Linked DNA regions of Mus musculus: all the other regions are linked to region 2. A link is a loop called in an ENCODE intact Hi-C map of the cell type or tissue named here. Cell type or tissue: heart. All regions are shown on one strand. Region 1 has its middle 260 kb from the start of Mir8099-2. Region 2 holds the start of Flrt2 (fibronectin leucine rich transmembrane protein 2). Region 3 has its middle 660 kb from the start of Mir8099-2. Region 4 has its middle 490 kb from the start of Mir8099-2.

The links. Peaks named below come from ENCODE experiments on the same cell type or tissue, not always from the same donor. Only the 100,000 strongest peaks of a DNase experiment are listed, where the experiment ranks them.
Region 1: a loop joins it to region 2, with 11 times the contacts of the local background. A loop is called at or near these places in 8 of 42 quality-filtered maps.
Region 3: it touches region 2 in a loop (4-fold over the local background); 5 of 42 quality-filtered maps call a loop at or near these places.
Region 4: a loop joins it to region 2, with 5 times the contacts of the local background. A loop is called at or near these places in 5 of 42 quality-filtered maps.

Annotation. Positions count from the first base shown.
Region 1 is chr12:94,187,954-94,192,953 of GRCm38, reverse strand. No RefSeq gene overlaps it. Among named protein-coding and RNA genes, the nearest start is that of Mir8099-2, 260 kb to the right of the region's middle. In heart, a CTCF peak has its summit at 2,223 (motif pointing left); a DNase peak (open chromatin) is centred at 1,963; H3K27ac peaks cover 627 bases.
Region 2 is chr12:95,688,460-95,693,459 of GRCm38, reverse strand. Flrt2 (fibronectin leucine rich transmembrane protein 2) reads right to left here and starts at 1,234. Exons shown (of 2, transcript NM_201518.4): 1 at 845-1,234. In heart, a CTCF peak has its summit at 2,520; DNase peaks (open chromatin) are centred at 49 and 1,379; H3K4me3 peaks cover 1,980 bases; H3K27ac peaks cover 1,459 bases.
Region 3 is chr12:94,584,225-94,589,224 of GRCm38, reverse strand. No RefSeq gene overlaps it. Among named protein-coding and RNA genes, the nearest start is that of Mir8099-2, 660 kb to the right of the region's middle. In heart, no CTCF peak of the experiment used is centred here; a DNase peak (open chromatin) is centred at 1,994.
Region 4 is chr12:94,414,871-94,419,870 of GRCm38, reverse strand. No RefSeq gene overlaps it. Among named protein-coding and RNA genes, the nearest start is that of Mir8099-2, 490 kb to the right of the region's middle. In heart, no CTCF peak of the experiment used is centred here; no DNase peak of the experiment used is centred here.

The DNA of each region.
Region 1 (5,000 bases), 1.5 Mb after region 2:
GTTATATACATACTATATGGATTAAATTTCACCATGTATTATATATAAACACAACCATAGAATTTGCATTCTAAAATAATAATCAGAGATAAAATATCATTGAGTTCTTATTCTGTTTTTTTTGTTTGCATTTAAATTTAATTTTGCTAATGCTCAATAGCTGCTCTTAACATAACCACTAGATTTGTGAATAAGAATCATCATGATACAAGTGCTTATCCTAGGACAATTGGTCTGATATGTGATCTTCTATGTTCCAGATTACTGTTGTAATCTGAGCAATTACTTTATCAGAATTACCTATTTGCACATCTCATTTCTGTTTTATAATTTGAGACTCAGTAATAATACATATTTACTTTGCATTATATTCATTCACATACTTAGAAGAATGGGCTTGACTTTCCTGGGAAAGCTTTTTTCTGTGTCCATAAGGCAAGTCCTTAGCTTTTTATAATTAAATCTTGATAACCTAGGACACATTTTTATTTCTTTTTCTTCTTTTATTTTATTTATTTATTTTTATTACTTGTTTGTTATAGAATCTGTCAGTAAATCTCTTTATAAAGACACTCATATTCCTTGTAACATAATTTATTTAGATCTATAATTTAGTCAGTCCTTAAGTGCATACGATTCATATCTGCTCCTCTTTTCCTTCTATAAGTTAATCCCTGGCAGTACAACCCAATGACCAAGCTGATGATATAAAGTGATGAAGAGCTGAGCAGAATTTAAATTGTTCATTCAATTGGCATATACACTGAAGGTGACAGTAATTTTCATAATTTTATGTATATACAGCTTTATGACCTATCCTTCACAGAAAACATCCCATTTGCCATGGATTTTGCTAGAGGAAGTGATCTAAGAACTTTCTCCATACATTGTAAACAGTTAAAAAAATTAACCAATGGCATTTCATGACCTGTGACTACTATAAGGTACCCAGTATTCAGTTTCTGTAAAGATTTTGTACAGCACAGCATCTCTCATGGTCTCATGAATTATCTAACACTTGTCTCGTGCTCCAAGCACAAAGCTGAACAATTGTCACAGTGAAGACACAACTTATGCATCCTAAATATTTACCATCTGAGCCTACATAGAACACCTTTATAGACATTAATGTAAAGGCTACTGAAACTGAATTAAAGTAAAACCAAGTCCTTGATTTATGACATACTAGAGATATAAATTCTTGTTGATCTTCGTGGAAGTGAGACCCATCAGATAAAATACACATTAAGTAACAAATAAATTGGGAGACTAGGTATAAAAGTTTATGGTTAAAAGACAATAAAAAGTATAAAACAGACGCTGACATTCAATTTGATGTGTGTGTCCATTTGTGTCAGTTCATCTAAACAATGGTAATTTGGTCAAGATTTTCTGCAAAATAATATTTAATGAAATTTACTGCTTGCATGCTAGGAAAAAAATCTAAAAGGGAAATCTTTTATGTTAGCAGTTTTAAATCAGTGATTCAACTAAGCAAAATTATTGCTATCCTGATCTTTACAAAGAATCTGAAATTTATGGAGTGAAATGTATATAAAGGTTAGCCTCACCTTTTCACTTCAGGCATGATGACAGATATATGTGTTCCTGTAGCCAGTGTGGGGGGCATTTTTAATATATGCACATAAATGCACATGAAGACGAGTACCAAAAGACCTTACTTGTCCCCGATGCCTCTATAATTTCTCAGATTAGTAAAACTGTCAGTTTTCAAGTGACCAGATTGGAAATAAATCACTGGAAGTTTCACTTTTTAGCAGATGGCTAAGGAGGCGCATGCGTGTCTTTAAGAGGATAAAGAACTCAATGTGTAGACAATTGAAGGAAGCTCCTGGACGCCTGGATGTGGACACTTGGGGGCCTGCTAGCAAGAAGCAGACAGACATCCTGGCCTTCCTGGCACAGTCATGGCCTTTCCTATGACATTACACTTTGTATAATGATGGCACATTTGTCAAAGTGCCAAGCTCCCAGCCCAGGACTGCCTGTCTACTCTGAACAAAGGGAAGCACCCGGGGCATGCCTTTTTAAATAGCCTGGCTGGCTCCTGAGGTGGCTTGTGACCAGGGAGGGTGTGGATGACATTGCCTTTGATGTCAGTCCTTGTGATGGTAATGGGGTCACCAAGTTAGCAAAGGAGAGCATGAAGAAAAATCCTTCAGGATTTGCTATGTAGGCAGGCAAAATTTTAGGGTTAAGGACTCATCAGTGGGTCAGAAGTGACCCCTAGTGGAGTTAAATTAATCTTTCTAGATATGTGGTGTGTGTGTGTGTGTGTGTGTGTGTGTGTGTGTGTGTGTGTGTACGCGCACGCGCACTACTGCTACATGAAGACAAGACAAAAACAATACAAGTGAAGAAAACTAAATTTAAAATATCGAAGAGTAACACTGACAGATAAAGAGAATACAAGAGAGACAGCAAGTAAGCAAAGGACTTAAATGAAAGGTTAAAAACAATTGTTTTGTCTGGGACTTTGCCTTAAAGAAGCTGGTATTGACAAAGTGATATTAATAAGATTTTAAGTCTTTCCAGTTTCATCTTACCCAAAAGCCAGCCTCAATGAAAGTCATATACCTCTGAGTAGCCTTCAGACCTTCATGTGTCCCAGAGGTGTCATTCTTTCTTTCCCAATTCTAATTTGTCTCTTTGCTCATTGGTGGTACTGACTGCTTTTAACTTCTCTTTCTTCTTGTTCTTGTATCTTAATTATTTGTGCTTCACCAGCTTGGATTAACCTTCAACTTTGTCCTTTTTATTTAGTCTTAACTCAGAAACACCGATTTAGAGAGTCATCATCTATCCACTCAAGTCATCCTTCCATACTGTAAGCCCTGAGCTCTGTTGCATTTAGTCTATGTACTTTATTTGTTTAAGAGTCTCGTGTAGGTTGGGATCTGTATACTTAAGTTATGAACAGTACCACAATTAGTGAGTTGGATGGTTTTAAAATTGATAAGTTTCCAGAATAGACTACCCTGGCATTACCAGAACTAGGAAGGCTAAGATGAATTATCTTGGCACCAAAGATCTGATGTCTTACACTAAATCAGAGCTGTGAACTCTTTGACTACATGGCATGAATGAGCTTAACCACTGGGCTTCCTAGTCACTTCTAGACTGTCAAACTGAATGTATAAAAATCTCTTTAAGATCTTTAGAAGAAAAGATATATAACACTATTTTAAACAATGGACCTGCAGTTCAATTACTTTTCTATGTCTATAATAAAAATAGACCTCAGGGTGAGTAGCCTACAATAACAGACTTTTGCTGTCTCACAATTTTCCAGATCAGAAGGTTCAAATGATCAGTGACATTGATAACTTCTGAGATTTACCAGGAAAATGGATCCATCCTTTCCCATAGGTTCTAGCTGTCTAGTGGCTACTGTGGGGACTCCTTGAATTTTCTGTATTGAAGCAATGTCTAGTACCTGCCTCAGGTGCAATTTCATATACATGTATGTGTATATGTATTGTATTTACATACACACACAAATTATATATATTTATTTATATAAACAATATATATATATTTATATTATATATATAAATATATATATAAGACTAAATAATATATATATATTGTTAACTCCAAATGATGTGTTATGTTAGTATCTATGCAAACCAGCTCATCTTTGTTTGAAAACTATCATTTATTGAATATCTAATCCCAAAAATTTTATATTCTGAGACAACAGGCAGTTATGATTTCAGCATGAGTTTTAGGAAGGCATAAAACACCTAGTATGTAACGGCATAATCTCAGATACTCTGTAGGATGAATTAGGAAAGAAGGAAGGACAATTTTAACACAAAGAGATATTCCCTATGAAATTTTCCATTCTGAGCATCACCTCTCCTTAAAAAGATCATTTATTGAATTATAACACTCCACTTTTATGCAAAATTCCCTTTATACCTTAGCAATGCATAGAGTTGCATGATTTCATTGACACCCTGTTCTCTACCACATACTGTGTTTAGGCAAGAGAATTAATCCAGGGACAAAAAATAATTAGTAGTCAAGAAGAATGCAGAGCATGCACACCATTTCCATCCATTTAAAAGTATAAATTCTATTGATATTTTTGGATTATGATGATGGTATGAACAATGTGTTTTCAGCAAGATAGTGGGCAATGAGTGGTATTCAGAATGCAACTCAGGTACTAATGCAGAAGGTGAAAAAGAGTAATAAATCAAAGTGTGATGTTAGGAAAATGTATGGAGCCATTGAGAAATATGCTTCTGGTTATCTCCAAAAGTAACAAGTATAACGTTCTCAGTGATCTATAGGGTTTATGTCACAGCAGAACAACTTGGAACACTCTTGTCTAGAACACCATGTTGACCACATTTGTATGCCTTGTCTGAGACTCCCAGGGCATCCTTTCCAAGGCTAATGCTGGCTGAGTTGTATGATTGGACTTTTCCTCGTTCTTCTGTTTACTAAAAGCCTTTTCATCTCTTAATGTGTATTATATCTAAGATCTATTCCTTCCTTCCATGGGAGGTAGCAAAATGTAATCATGTTGAGAGATACTGTTTGCTAAAATATAACTTGTATCATAGACCTGTTTTATCCGGCATACTGCACAGTGAAAGCTCACGAGGCTCAGAGTCATTTGTCTCTGTAGAGCCTTTGGAGGTTTACATAAGCTGTCTCTGGGTCACAAAGCAACAAAGAATACACTTCTGGGTTATTTTAGATATATTTCAAACTCCCAAGAGGCAAGCAACTGTGCTGTACTTACAGAAGATAATCGGCAAAGGCCTGTACAGTATTTTAAAACTGGAGGATGTCAGAGATGGGTATGTATGAAAAATTGTTCACTCTGAGCTCCTCAAATCCCACAGTGGTAAACATATGAATGAAGCAAAGCACTGGCCTGAGGCAAGAAATCTTAATATTGCTATTCACTGCTTGGGCACAAGAGACCTGTCATTTAATATCTCCACAGGCTATAGCTCCAT
Region 2 (5,000 bases):
GGCTTTTTCCAGGAGGCCAGAGTCTAGTGGAGGCTCTAGGGCAGCTGGATAGGTCCGTCCCCCTTACTACTCTGGGTATCTGCATTCAGCGCCTGAGGGCATAGAAGGACCTATCTCCGCAGCCCAGGCACTGGACGCAGGGAAAGTGGACTCCCCAGTATCGGGATCTCCTGGGGACTTTTCCATCCCTGACCAGTAAGGAAAGCACAATTACACCAGCTATGGAACTACCAGTTCTGGTGCAACAGCAGGGCAGGAAAGGTCCTTGGCTTGTAAAAATCACGAGCGATTGGAAAGAAAACGAACTAGCATCCCCAATTTAGTGGGGAATTGATCCCGGATTTCGGGCATAGGGCAGGTAGGGGCTTGAGATACTGAGGCTTGATAATAACACTTCTTGCATTCAACCCAGATGGGTATGGAGGGTTGTTACTTACCGGACTTAAGAGAAGCATTCTAAGGAAATGAAAGGCTGTTCTAAGCTTAGGGGATTTGGAAAACTCCATTTAGGATCGATGCTTTTGGCAGGTAGCAAATGAGCGATTTTACCCACAACTCGGTTACAAAACTCCCTAGAGGACTTGGAATCGACTTGAATGTAGAAGGCGCAGCCCCCCCCCCCCCCACACACACACACACATACACACCGGGTCCCCAAGTAGTCGGGGTAGATAGAAAAAGAATCCCATTTTCTTTGCGGATAAAAAGACAAAACATAGAACACCCACCTAGTGACCACCCACCACTTGTTCAAAAGGGAGTGGGGGTCCAAATAATGTGGTGGCCATGTAAAGAAAGCTAGGGCAGTCACTAGAAATTTCACCTGGCACAGCAATCCTTTTACCTGGCAGCCTTGTCTCCTTAGCTCATCCGAATCCAACCGGGTCCGGGAGGTGGAAAGGGAAGAAGCTAGAGCGGCAGTAGAGGGACTCCCCGGGCATGGTATTGTTTTAGGGGTCGCCGCCGAGGTCCCTCCTGCCCATCGTTGAGAACTGCCAGTCTGGTCCTGAGGTTCAGTGGACGCGGTGACCGGTTCTGCGCTGCTGCCTCCACGTTCTGGAAACTTGGGACAGAGGACCAGATAAGAGCGCACCTGGAAGCAGAGAGAGAAAGAGCTCTCTGCGTGTTTGAGAAGCACTGCCCTTGGTGTTATCTCCCAGCGCACATTCCTTGGTGGTGACAATGGATGACGCCAAACTCACAAGTGATGGCGACTGCTTTCAAATGTACAACTAACTGCAAGGTACCCGGCAAGACAGAAAGCTTTGCTCACCTCCCACTCCTTTCCCTCCCATCGAGGAGGGAACTGGCTTAACCCTGTGTTCACCCTACACTCCGGATAGAAGCTAGATTGCGCTGAGAAACCACAGACGCTGGCTTTCCGGGCAAAAGCTTTGTTCACGTGCAGTTCCAGTGGGCGTGTGGCTGTCTAGGGGCACTTGGGTGGCAAGGTGCCAGTGGCGCGCTTTCCGAGAGAGACTCGGAGATGGGAAGGAACCTAACGTTTCATCCGGACCAGACCCAGCCCTCACAATCTATTTTTTTTTTAACCTCCAGTTACCGGATTTATTGAAGTTGCCAGCAAAGTTGGCTTTTATTCCTTTACTTCTGTGTCCCCCGCCTCTCATATAATTTCCTTGCCCAGCTGCGCTTTGAAGACTTAGAAATCTCTGATCAAGCTCTAACTCTTAACAGAGTTTCAAGTGCAGTGCGAGAGGAATGGAGAAGGGGACCCACCCACTCCTGCCAAATTTAAATGAAACCGCAAGGAGAGTGGCCTCCCTCCTACCCATCAGAAGCTGGTGTCAACTAAATGACATCAGTTAAATAAGAAAGAGTAAAACACCTGAAGACCGGGTGGAAAAGAGACAAGAACGAAGTTGGTATGTGATTGGGTAAACGAGCCTAAAGAGAAAGGCATGAGTGGAATAAACATAGAGAGGGGGAAAAAAGAATACAAATGCAAAAATTAAAAATAGGGGAGCAGGGCTTGATATATATCAGGTTAGTTTTAAGGGCGATTTGACTAACAATGTCTCCTCAGCTCCCTTGGAACAGGTTAATTATATAATGAACAAATTCCGGCTTGGGTTTAGTGAACAGCTTTGCCTATACATTCAGAACTTCCAGAAAGTTAATTGAATAAGCAGAGAACCCGTCTTGTTGACCCAGAAAAGAAACTCAGGCCTGAGAAAACTGTTCTCTTCTGCTGTAGCTTTCTCTGTCAAATGAGCCCAGACACTGTGATCTGAGCACAAACGTACAACTGTTTTTCTCAGGCTCTATTCTTCAGTAGGAAGCTGTTAGACAGTGGAATAGGCATTGCTGAAAGGGGTTATTTTAAAAGGGAGAGCAAACCGCGCTTTACCACCGAATCGGTGCCTCCTCCGGACCCAATATACCCAACCCGATGTGAATGGCAGAAACTGCAAATGCCCATCTGAGCCCAGCAGTCCTGAGAGGCCTCTGGAGCTGCCTCAGACTTCAGCTTGAAGAATTCCGTTGTAAATCCTTCTGATTTGCCAAGGTGGCAGCAGAGCATAGCAATAGCTCCTTTGGTTCTTGAATCAGCAAAGCTCACAATTTAGGACATATGCATTTCCACCGTTCTTTAAATATCCATTCTTCTGTGCAGTTATGCATATGTGTCCCCAGAACCTATCATCCTCTATATCCTTCTTCTGAGAAGACAGTATATTAAGCTCATTCTTACAAACATATATTGGTTAACCAACAAGATGAAACCCTAAACAGGCTTGACATTGTGATTCATGCTACTGGAAACAGAATTAATCCAGAAAAGGAAGAGGGGGTGGTTATTAATAAATATAATTTCATTTTCCAGTAATGATGATTCAAAAGTATAATAAAGTAGTGCAATGAGCATATCCTCCTTTCTAAAAAGCTATGGGTGTTGTTGTTATTATTATTATCATGATTTTTATAAATGTAAGAAAATACTACTGGAAGTGTATGTAGAGAAGCAATGTGATAAGTCGTAAGTCTGACTGAAGAGTCAACTTAAGGAATGCATGGAAGTGAGGTCAGACAGAACAAAAGTCTTGTATTTGAAAAACAAAAAAACAAAAACAAGATAGCCAGAACATTTCTGAACAATAAAAAAGTTATTTTTGAAGGAATCACTTTCCCTGACTGCAAGCTGTACTGAAGAGCAATAGTGATTAAAAAAAGAAAAAGAAAAGAAAAGAAAAGAAAAGAAAAGAAAAGAAAAGAAAAGAAAAGAAAGAAAAGACAAGACAAAACCTTCATGGTATTGGTATAAATACAGACAGGTTGATCAATGAAATAGAATCGAAGACCCTGAAATAAACCCACACTCCTACAAAGCATACAGTAGAAAAAAAAAGCATCTTCAAGGAATGGCCTAGGTCCTTTATCCCTCCCTCCCTCCCTCCTTCCCTCCCTCCCTCCCTCCCTCCCTCCCTCCCTCCCTCCCTCCCTCCCCCCTCTCTCTTTCTTTCTTTCTTTCTTTCTTTCTTTCTTTCTTTCTTTCTTTCTCTCTTTTTTTGGAGAGCTTCAAACATGAGCATTGTTACCTACATCACTTGCACCATCTATGCCTCAAATTAACCTCATGTTCCTCCCTCTAAATCAGTGGTCTCATTAATCATTGTTACACACACACACACACACACACACACACACACACACACACACGGAGAGAGAGAGACAGAGAGACAGAGAGACAGAGAGACAGAGAGACAGAGAGACAGAGAGACAGAGAGACAGAGAGACAGAGAGACAGAGAGAGACAGAGACACAGACAGAGAGACAGACAGAGAGAGAGATGGAGAGACAGAGAGAGATCAATGTGTCCATTTAGCATAACTTCTATATCTATGCCTTAAGGTCTACCTATCATTACCTATCTGGGATTGAATATCCCATAAGACACCTGGTGGTTGGAAAAGCCTGATTCTCCTCTCATCAGCCACTTGTAAGTTTGGGACTATGTGAAATTTTCGTTGTCCACACAGGCGTGTCAACCGGCACTGGCATTACATAGATTTTGTCCAAGCAATCACATTATGAGTTTTCACGGGTACATTTGTCCTGTTATGCTTAAGGATTACTATCTAACATCAGGCCTCCCGAGATTCTTGATCTTCCAACTTTTCTGACTAAATTTCCATAATACTCTTGGAGCTGTTTGAGTGTAGATGTTGCACTGCAGGTGTTTCGGTTGTGACTGGACACCTGCCTTCCCTTATTCTCTGTATTTTGACAAGTTACCGACCTCTATAACAGTCTTCATCGGCTGCAAAAGAAGCTGCTTTGTTGAAGGGTAAGAGCTACAGTAACCTGTAAAGATAAGTATTTATAATATGCTTGGGAAGCATATACGTTTTGGAAAATGGCAGTACTAAATTCTTCTTCCTGGTTTATGATCTCTCCAGCATCTCCAGGTTTACAGTACCAGACATTAATTCCTTCCTATTGAGCAGGCCTTAAGTCCGATTGCACCATTGATGAGTGATATCTTGCCAATGCAGGCGTTTTTGGTGGCTGACATGAAATTATAGCTGGTAGGACTTACCTATTACCCCTCTCCCTCAGCAGTGTGCAGAGCATCATCTGGTATGATGAACACCTCCAGTATGTCTTTGAAAGATTGTTCCACACTCTCCCTTCTCTACTCAATTTGAATCAGTCTTCAACTAATCTGCATTAAAATAGTCTTTCTTTGATCTTCTTTGTGCTTCCCTTCTATTCCTACATCACATTCTTCACTTGTTCAAAACCTCAACTAATTTATGCAAACATAGCAGTCATTATACCCATGGCTTCTCGTCTCCCTCTGTCACATTTTCCCGAGAGAGTGCTGTTCATTTCAATTTTCCATAAAGTGATGTTTAACTATCTGCAGTTTGTCTCTCAACTAGACCTTAGCATCTCAAAGTATTATATTGGTTTCACGCTTCTATTTCAGTTGTACATAGTCCATCATGCTTCCCCTCACCAGATGCTCAAAGATGGTT
Region 3 (5,000 bases), 1.1 Mb after region 2:
CAGAGCTGGTTTTAAGCAAAGCCAACTTCATCCTGAAGAGCTGCCGAGAGGTATGTAGTCACTCGCAGCTGCAGCAAGTTGAGTTAGTGGATCCAAAGCTGGCTTCTGAAGACGCAGCTTCATGCATGTGTATCCTATAAAAATGCATCTCAGTATTGTATCACAAAAGGCATTTATGTATGTTTGTGGACTATCTCCCTTGCCTGTGACATCTTCGTAGATCATCAGCGGCTACACTGGTCTACTTACCAGTTTGAAGCTGTTAAGATTTCAAGTTAAAATCAACATGAAAGGCAGCCTGAGGAGTTTATATTTTCCATGTATAAACACTGAAACTCGTTGACACTTCTGAGGACATTTGTCCCCTGTCACCACTTCATTGGTGACTTAAGATTGCTTTATGTTACTCTTGGCAAGGAGAGAGTCAGTAGAGCTAAAACAATAGCCTGAAATGCGTAATGCACCAACCTTGATTGTGTTACTATATTTGTTTTTCCTTTCGAGTGGCCAAGCCTGCTACAGAAAAGGGAGAGAATATTTGAGTGCATGGTTTAGCTGTCTACTTAATGTTCCACTGTTGAATGGTGAAGAAAAATTTGTACTCAGTTAATTTTTCCCTTGGAACAAACTACTATACTGTTTATCTTTGCTATTAGATTATACCCAAAGAAGAATTAAATCAATTACAAAAGACTATGAGCATAACACATAACTACTTCATGAACTTATTAAATTTAGAACTTGTAAGTAAGTTGAAATTATTTTAGATATTAACTTAATTGTATGTATTAAGTAATGTTTCACTATCATAGACTTACAAGTAAAATAACCGTAAATGGACTGAGCATGCTGTATTATATATTTAGTCATATAAGCATGCATGTGTGCTTCTTTGTGTGTGTGTGTGTGTGTGTGTGTGTGTGTGTATGCATGTGTAACAAAAGTACTTAAAGAAAAAGAGGCCATGAATTCCAGAATGAGCAAAGGAGGTTGGTGCATGGGAAGGATGAGAGTGAAGAAAGGAAAAGGGGGAAACAATGTAACTTTATTTTAATTAAAATAAAAAAAATTAAGGTTTTTCTTAGCTTGACATTCCTCAGATTTAGTGTTTATTTTGAACATACTTAAATATCTTATTGTCATTTTAGGAGAAAACATTTAATAATCAAGGCATTCATCATTTAAAATATAAATACAATAGAGCATGATATTTTTTCTTTAAATAAAATTATTTCATTTTATGGTTATTATACATCATAAAAATTGATGTTGAAGTAGGTTCTTTTATAGTGGATAGATTTTAAAATAAAACAAGCAAGTAGAAAAACTATAGGGATTGCTTGTGCTTTTAAATACATTTGGAATAATTATTTGCTGTTTGTCCTAATTATTTTAGCTTGAATACAAATTAATACGTTTCACTATAACCTTTCATACTTATATCAGAGCAGGTTCCTCATATTGAACCCCCTACCTTTAGCTGAGTTTCTTAAACATAAGTGCACACTGATTTCTGTAAGTTGTAAATTTACTCAACTGTGTTATTAAAAAATGTTTAAAATAAACATAGTCGTGAATCTAATTTATAACTTAATCAGTATGCAAATCAGGAAGATTTCAAGTATTTAGTTTGTGAAAACACTATTTCTTAGCTCAGGGTTGCTTACAAAAGACTCAAAGTTCAAAGTTGTTCCTCCTTTGATTTTAGCAGTTATCATGATTAACTAAAAAGTCAAAAGTAACATTTTTTGGCCCTGGCTTAAGCCTGTTTTTAACATATTCATCACACATAACAAGCTAAGGGATTTTTCTCAAATGTTGTGATTAATGTTCACCTTTTCGTGAACCTCAAGCTTAGAAAAATATCAAAAGAAAAAAATGTCAGGAAATGACAAGAACTCAACAATAGATATTTTAAGTCCCTGGTTATAGGGAATTCGATTGTCTCAGCAGTGTGATGCAGTTTCCCTGGGGGACAATCCTACTGCCTAATGGGTATTCACAGAGCCAAGACAACTTATCAGGCCAGCGACACTCCACTGCTTAATAGGCATTAGCTGCTACCTTTGCCAGGAACTTGGCTATCAACACATCTTTCTAACTGAGAATGGCTTCAGAAATATGAACTGGGATCCCATGCCCGAGAGTTGTGATTATTAACAATTTTTTCTCTAGGCTATGTCTTATATTTTGGGCAATGGCAAAAAAAGCACTATTAACCCCTCTACTGGTTTTGACTGGAAACAATAAAAACTACTTCCTTCATTAAATGGCAGGATAATTTGTTGTCACCAAGAATAGCAGGTATTTTAGATGGGTCAGCGTGAACTGACTAGAAGGAGTGAATAGTAGTGCTGAAGCTGAGAATAACATTGTCCTCCATTAGTTGTGAGAGCAGCTAAATCCATGCTAAGAAGACAGAATGGTACATTTCCACATCATGACCCTGTGTGATTGATACTGTTGTATATTAAAGAAGCATGGTTGCTGAATTTAAAATCAAATGACATAAGATAGATAATGGACTGTCAACTGTCATTTGTTCCAATTTTGTGTAAATGTAACTGTCTATATTCATAACAATATATGGGTTACCATGTAAATTATGTATATTATGTAATGAATACTACTTTTTATATTTCTGACACATACACGGTATTCATGCATGTGTATGGTTGTGTGTGCTATGTACATACTTATAAGTGAGGACATATATATTTATGGAAGCCAGAGGAGGACACTGAATATTATATTCAGTTACTCTTCACATTATTACATTGAGATGTGATCTCTCATTGGCTTGGAGATGGTCTGATATCAACAAGCAACATGAAATCTCCAGTATCCACTTTCTCATAGCACCTGGATTAGTCACACGTAGCCTTGCCTGGGATTTTGTAGATAGCTGAGATCATGTCCTGTTAGCACAGGATGTACTTTTAGCCAATGGGCTATGTCAGCAGCTCCTTCATATCACCCCTCTGACCATTTATTCTCCCTTACCTTCATTTTTTTTGTCTATAATTAAATGATTTCCTTGATAGGATGCTTATACAGCTGAATGAAAATAATGTTTATGAAAGTATATTTACCCTCCACACCTATGTTAAATTTTATGGTTAAAAACAATAAAAGGATAATGTGATATTTTCCACAGGTAATCACAAAGGCATAAAGTTAATCAAAAGAATAAAACACATTCAATAGAGCTGGTTAATGAGAGCACTGGCTGTGCCTTTAGTAGTAAAATCCTGTATATGCCATTTTCTGGAGCAATTCTTGAGAAGACTGACAAGCAGGGATCAAGAGAAGTTGGCTTCCATCTGGTATATCTCCAAGCCTGCTACATTGCTGTTGCCTTCTAAGTAGCCACCTACATCAGCAGGGACTTCCTCTGACAACTGGCAAGGAAGGAACAATGTGTGTCTGCTACAGGGATTGTATTGTGGGATATCTGGGCACTTACATCTTCAGGTGGCTGCTGAAGAATTTCCTTTCTCCTTAAAATTGCATCTGGAAGACAATGAGGATAAATATTACCGCAGTTGGCAGGGCATCAGGCGGAATGCACCATTGTTCATTACTCTGCCTAAAGATCTAAACTGAGATGATAGGTTCCTGACTTTAAGAATAGCTCCTGATTTCCCTAGAAACTTAGGACAATGAAGAAAATATTACACATTTAAGCATTAATGATCTCAAAATATGCATTTTAAATTGTGTATACCTTCATATTTTTGCATATGTGTGTTTTGATGTGGGTGTGCATGACAGGCTAACCCAGAATTTGGCATCCAATATACCCCTCCATTGATTTTACCTTATTTTAAGAGACAGTGTCTGTACCTTAACCTGAAGTGCATTGATTTGGCTAGAGTATGCTCTCAATGAGCTCCAGAATACAACTGCTACACTGACAGATGTTTGCCAGGGTGCTCAGCTTATGATATGCATGCATGACAAGTGCATTACCTACTGAGACATCTCTCCAGCTCCTAATTTGAATGCTAAACACACACATATAAGGCCAGACAGTTCACTATGCATAGTAATTCCCAAACACTCTTGAAAAATACTGACCTTGTATGGAATTGAATTAATCTTTTCAGCAATTTAGCCTCTGTCCCCAAAGCCACATTAAAAAAATATATATATCTCCAAGTAGTGACACTGGAAGCAATGCATGAACTAAAGGACATAGATTTCTCATTAGCTGTGTTTGTATTGGTAAGTGCCACTGCCAAGGATTGGTGGGAAAGTATCACCAAGTTGATGTCAATCAAACACTGGAAGGGAAAGGGATGTTATCACTTACACTTTTGGCTGTTCTTTCCCCATTGCTTATGCTAGTTGTACTGTTTGTAGAGTTGTCAGAATCTTTATGCATCCTACAGAACACTAGCAAGGATCAAGAACTGAGTTTCCTATGTGTGCTCATCATAGCACAGGTATTCTTGCCATGTGCTGTGGACCAGAAGCAACTCACCTTAAAGACAAATGTGTTCTTATATTGTCCTACACAATTTTCTGATACTGTGAAAAATACTGCTAAACCAACTAACTTCTCAGGAAGAAAGTTGCATTTTAAATCCCAGCTTTTAAGTCCATGTTCAGTTGGCTCTGAGTTTTGGGCATGTGTGATGTACTACACATATCTAAGGAATGTGAAGAGGGAGTATTTCAACTCAGTGCAGCTGGTCAACCGTGAAAGACATGCAGAGATCAGTGTTCCAGGACCACCTTCATAGACACATCCATAATGACCATTAAACCACCTACTTAACTCCAGTTTTTATAAGTGTCAGCACCTTCTGACACTGCCAAAGGATAGAAACCAGGCCTTTGACCTGTGAGATATAGGGATACATGCCCATATCCCAACACTTGAGGATTAGTTGCTGTGTAAGATAGAATATGGGCAAGGCTTTAAATCACCCCATCACGATTGAGATATGCAATCAGTACTTGCTGTAGAAGCAATGTATGTGTCAGGACTCAAG
Region 4 (5,000 bases), 1.3 Mb after region 2:
GGAGAATTAAGAAAACTGGTCTTAAAGGGGGAAGGCTAGAAGAACATATATATTGGAAGAATCTTTGGTAATGTAGTGAATGTTGTTGAGTTGGTCTTGAAGAATGATGACTGTAGAACTAGATGTCTTTATTAAAAATCCATTAACTTGGAAGAGTATGTCCTTATACACTGGCTTGCCTGTTGCATAATTTACTTGTAACTGTATCTGTTAAAATAATCCTCCCGTTGTTTTACTATTTCAAGTATGGTTTGGGCTCATCAGTTTGTATTTTTGGTGAATGGTATACATACATGACCTTTCAGGAACACACTTGATTTTATTCCAATGAACCTAACTATACAGAAGCTTTTAAGACTACAAACCGAGGGTATAAAGGGCAAGTTCTCATTAACCAATAAGAGCAATACTCTACTGATTTTTCTAAATCATTTAGTTGATGAAGTTCATCAGCAATTGGTTACTTACTCTGATATGGGAGAGTTCTAACGTATGTAAATATATGAATCAATTTTGAAGGTTCTTGATGTTCAGGGATTTTTTTATATTGTTCTCTTTCACAGTTCATCTTATTGTTGGAATTGTCTCCAGTGTCTTACTTCATCCAGGGAAGATCCTCCTGCCATCTTGTCCTACTAAAGAAGAAAGGAAGAGAGCTAATGAAGATGTAAAAACAGCCTTGAAGAGAGATCCCATAATAAAATAAACCTAACAAAAATTATGTTTCACTTCCTCTGTATTTTATCAACACAACATGGGGAATCTGACCATAAAAATAATTATTGGTAGTGGAAATGCCTCCTATATCAGTACAACACTATTTAAAGAAGTCCAGAGTTACAGGCAAAATCAACACCAATAAAGGAACAACACAGATGTGGAAAATGAGACATGACAATATGGTAAATATTAAAGTTACCTTGTCTCCTATCTAATTAAGACAATCTTACACTAAACTGTTACTTTTATAAATCTAAACTTCTGTTCATGTTTTATGTGTATTGAGTTCTCAAAAAAATTATGACACATTGCAAAATTAGGCAAAAGTTTATCTAATAAGCCAAACAGGGATTATAAGGTATGCTACATATAATAAAACTAAAAGTTGTCTCAGGCCAAGCAGTTGTGGCGCACGCTTTTAATCTCAGCACTTGGGAGGCAGAGGAAGGCAGATTTCTGAGTTTGAGACCAGCCTGGTCTACAGAATGAGTTCCAAGACAGCCAGGGCTACACAGAGAAACCTAGTCTCAAAAACAAAACATAACCAACCAACAAACAAACAAACAAATAAAAAAAAAAAACATTGTCACGTCTAGAAGTTGTGTTTGTGGTCTGTTCTGTTGCCAAAACCATGTTTAGACCCAGCATCTGTGCTCCCACTGACTTTGAAACTGTGAAGTGCAAAGAGCTATGTTTGCTGTGTTAGTGAACACATAGCTGAAAGGTAGAGACATGGAAGGCTTCTGAGAAAAACCCCTAACTCTCACTCAAAAACCATACTAAACAGGAAGCCACTTATGAGACCTCTTAAGCAGTATGATGCTGATAATGAGGAAAAACTCTTGACAACTGAAGGATTCTGGCAGAAGTGTGGCAGGTGAAAGACTCAGTTCTATTTAAGGGACAGGCTACTGAGAATTTGATCATGCTGAAAGTGAGTATGTAGATAATACAAATTGGACTTTTTAAAATTACTTTTTTTTTTTCGATTCAGGGGTTAATCACAAGAGAAAGGTGGACATGGAAAATTTGGAAAGTAAATGTGATCAAGGTCCATTATGTGAAATTCCCAGAAAATCAGTACAGTGTTATGTTGGAAAAAATTAAAGCTATCAAGTAGAAAATGTAAAACAATTATGAATCTTATTAAGGTATGTAAAAGATAAGAACATGCCATCAACTTCTTGTTGATAGATGAAGTATGAGGATCAATAGGCTTGAAGCACCATTAGAAGAAACTTAAAAATTTTTATGCTCAGAGACAACTAAAGTAGAACACAAATAACAACAGTGGCAAAACACAAAGCCAAACACAAAGCCAAATGAAAGTCAAAGAACTAGGAAACAACTGGCCAAGTTATCACTAGTATATGCATTTTTGAAACATCTGAAGCCAGGCAGTGATGGTGCATACCTTTAATCCCAGCACTCTGAGTTCGAGGCCAGCCTGGTCTACAGAGTGAGTTTCAGGACGTCCAAGGTTACACAGAGAAACCCTGGCTCAAGAAAAATAAAAAACAAACAAAAAAGAAAAGGAAAGAAAAGAAAGAAAAGAAAAGAAAGAAAAGAAAAGAAAAGAAAAGAAAAGAAAAGAAAAGAAAAGAAAAGAAAAGAAAAGAAAAGAAAAGAAACAACAGAAGAAAGCTTAAGCCAAGGGGATGTTTGGAATTATTCTAATTGCATAACTTCTAAATAAATGACAGATATAGAGAACTTTGGGCAAACTAGGAAAACAAAACAAAATGATTATGGTAAAGCCACATGCATGTATTCGTGGCAGCTTGCTATCACTATATCAGTATCTGAAAGAAAAAGAACAGATTAGTTTCATATGTATGACTTAGTGTCCTGTTGCTATGAAGAGACACCATGACCATGGCAACTTTTATTAAGGAAAGCATTTAATTGGGGGCTGGCTCACAGTTCAGAGGTTTACTCCATTGTTATCATGGTGGCAACCATGGTGACATTAAGGCAGATATGATACTGGATAGCAGCTGAGAGTTCTGCATCTGGCTCTAAAGGCAGCAGGCAAAGACACTGGGCCTGGCTTAAACATTTAAAACCCCAGACTCACACCCAGTGACATACTACCTCCCACAAGGCCACACCTATTCCAACAAGGCCACACCTTCTAACCCCTGTCAAATAGTACCACTCAGTAATGACCAAACATTGAAAGCATGGATATATTTTTAGCAGAATCATTTAATATTGAAAAATTGTGTGTGGAGGGGGGAGCTAAATTATAGTAACCTAGGTGCCCCTTATTAGCATTTCTTTTAGGGTCCACCCAAAAGTAACCTAGCAACAGTCAGGTAGGTACAAGCTTTGATTGCTATAAAAAGATTGTGTGGCCCCACTCCCTCTCCCTCTCCCTCCCACTCCCCCTCTCCCCCTCCCTCTCCCCCTCCACCCTCCCCTCTCTCTGTATTTTCACTGGCCTCTCTTTCTTCCCCCATCTCTCTACTTGTTCCCAGCTGACCTCTTCCTTTCTTTCTCTCACCTTTTGCTTTCTGTCCCTCTCTGTCCCATTTCTTTGGACACACCCCCTTCTCATACCCCAAATAAATTTTATTTTATACTAGACCCGCTCCTGCTGCAACATGCCTTCACATTTCAAAATGTAACACCACCATGCCTTTTAGAATTTTAAAATTGAAATGTAAAACTAATTATTACATTTTATAGCACAATCATAGGGATGGAAAGATTAAGAAAGAATTTATTTCCTGTTGTCCATTATCCAAGACTTTTGATGTGAAAAATCTCTCTTTTTAAATCAAAGTGTGAATTTATTCTAAACCATTAGTTGCTTTTTACTATCTTTGCAAACATATTTCTGTAATTTTTAGAATCTGAGAGTAAACAATTTATCTCATTAGAATTGTCTAGGAAATGATTGCACAGGTGTGTGTAATTTAGATCTATAGTTAATAACAGTCATATTTCCGTGATAAATTTTTTCTTAAGTTAAATTAAGTTGATTTACTTTTACTTTACATGAAGTAACACTGTGTAATTGATACAACTACACAGCATTGTCTTCAGTGGAGGCCTTTTTTTATTCTTAGGTTTCACAAAACTGTTTATTTTCCATTGTTTGGAAATAGGCCCAATATTTCCAACAATACACATATATGTATCTGTGTCTGAGAATTTAGTGAAATATTTTTTTAAATTTTATTGGTTATTTTCCTCATTTACATTCCAATGCTATACCAAAAGTCCCCCATACCCTCCCCCCTATCCCCCTACCCACCCACTCCCACTTCTTGGCCCTGGCGTTCCCCTGTACTAAGGCATATAAAGTTTGCACGATGATCAATGGGCCTCTCCACTGATGGCCGACTAGGCCATCTTCTGATACATATGCAGCTAGAGACACGAGATCTAGGGGGTACTGGTTGGTTCATATTGCTGTTTCACCTATAGGGTTGCAGATCCCTTTAGCTCCTTAGATACTTTCTCTAGCTCCTCCATTGGGAGCCCTGTGATCCATCCAATAACTGACTGTGAGCATCCACTTCTGTGTTTGCTAGGCCCCGGCATAGTCTCACAAGAGACAGCTATATCTGGGTCCTTTCAGCAAAACCTTGCTAGTGTATGCAATGGTGTCTGCGTTTGGCAGCTGATTATGGGATGGATTCCTGGATATCATAGTCTCTAGATGGTCCATCCTTTTGTCTCAGCTCCAAACTTTGTCTCTGCAACTCCTTCCGTGGGTGTTTTGTTCCCAGTTCTAAGAAGGGGCAAAGTGCACTTTGGTCTTCATTCTTCTTGAGTTTCATGTGCTTTGTATCTTGTATCTTGGGTATTCTAAGTTTCTGGGCTAATACTCACTTATCAGTGAGTACATATCATGTGAGTTGTTCTTGTATGTTAACATACCAAATCTGGTTGTTATTGAATTTTTGATGAAATGTTATGATAGTTGCCAAGTCTCCATTTAAACCATGAACAAAATTATCTCCCTCTATTTCTCATTACTAAGAGAAAAAATAATGGTACATTTTCTTGCATTGTTCTCAAGCCTTGTATCTTCCAATGCCAAGTTTGGACAGAATAGAAACAATACTACTAATTTAAAACTGGGGATGTTCTAGGCAACAATATTTGTGACATCAGTAACTGTTGCTGCTCAGAACAAAGCAGTACCATGTGATCTCTCAATTTCCTCATCAGGCAAAGATAGAAATCATGTCCATTCAGGGTGATTCACAGAGAGAAGAAAGTGTGATTATTAGTTTTGAGGTTCGTTGTTGTTGTTTTGTTTTGAT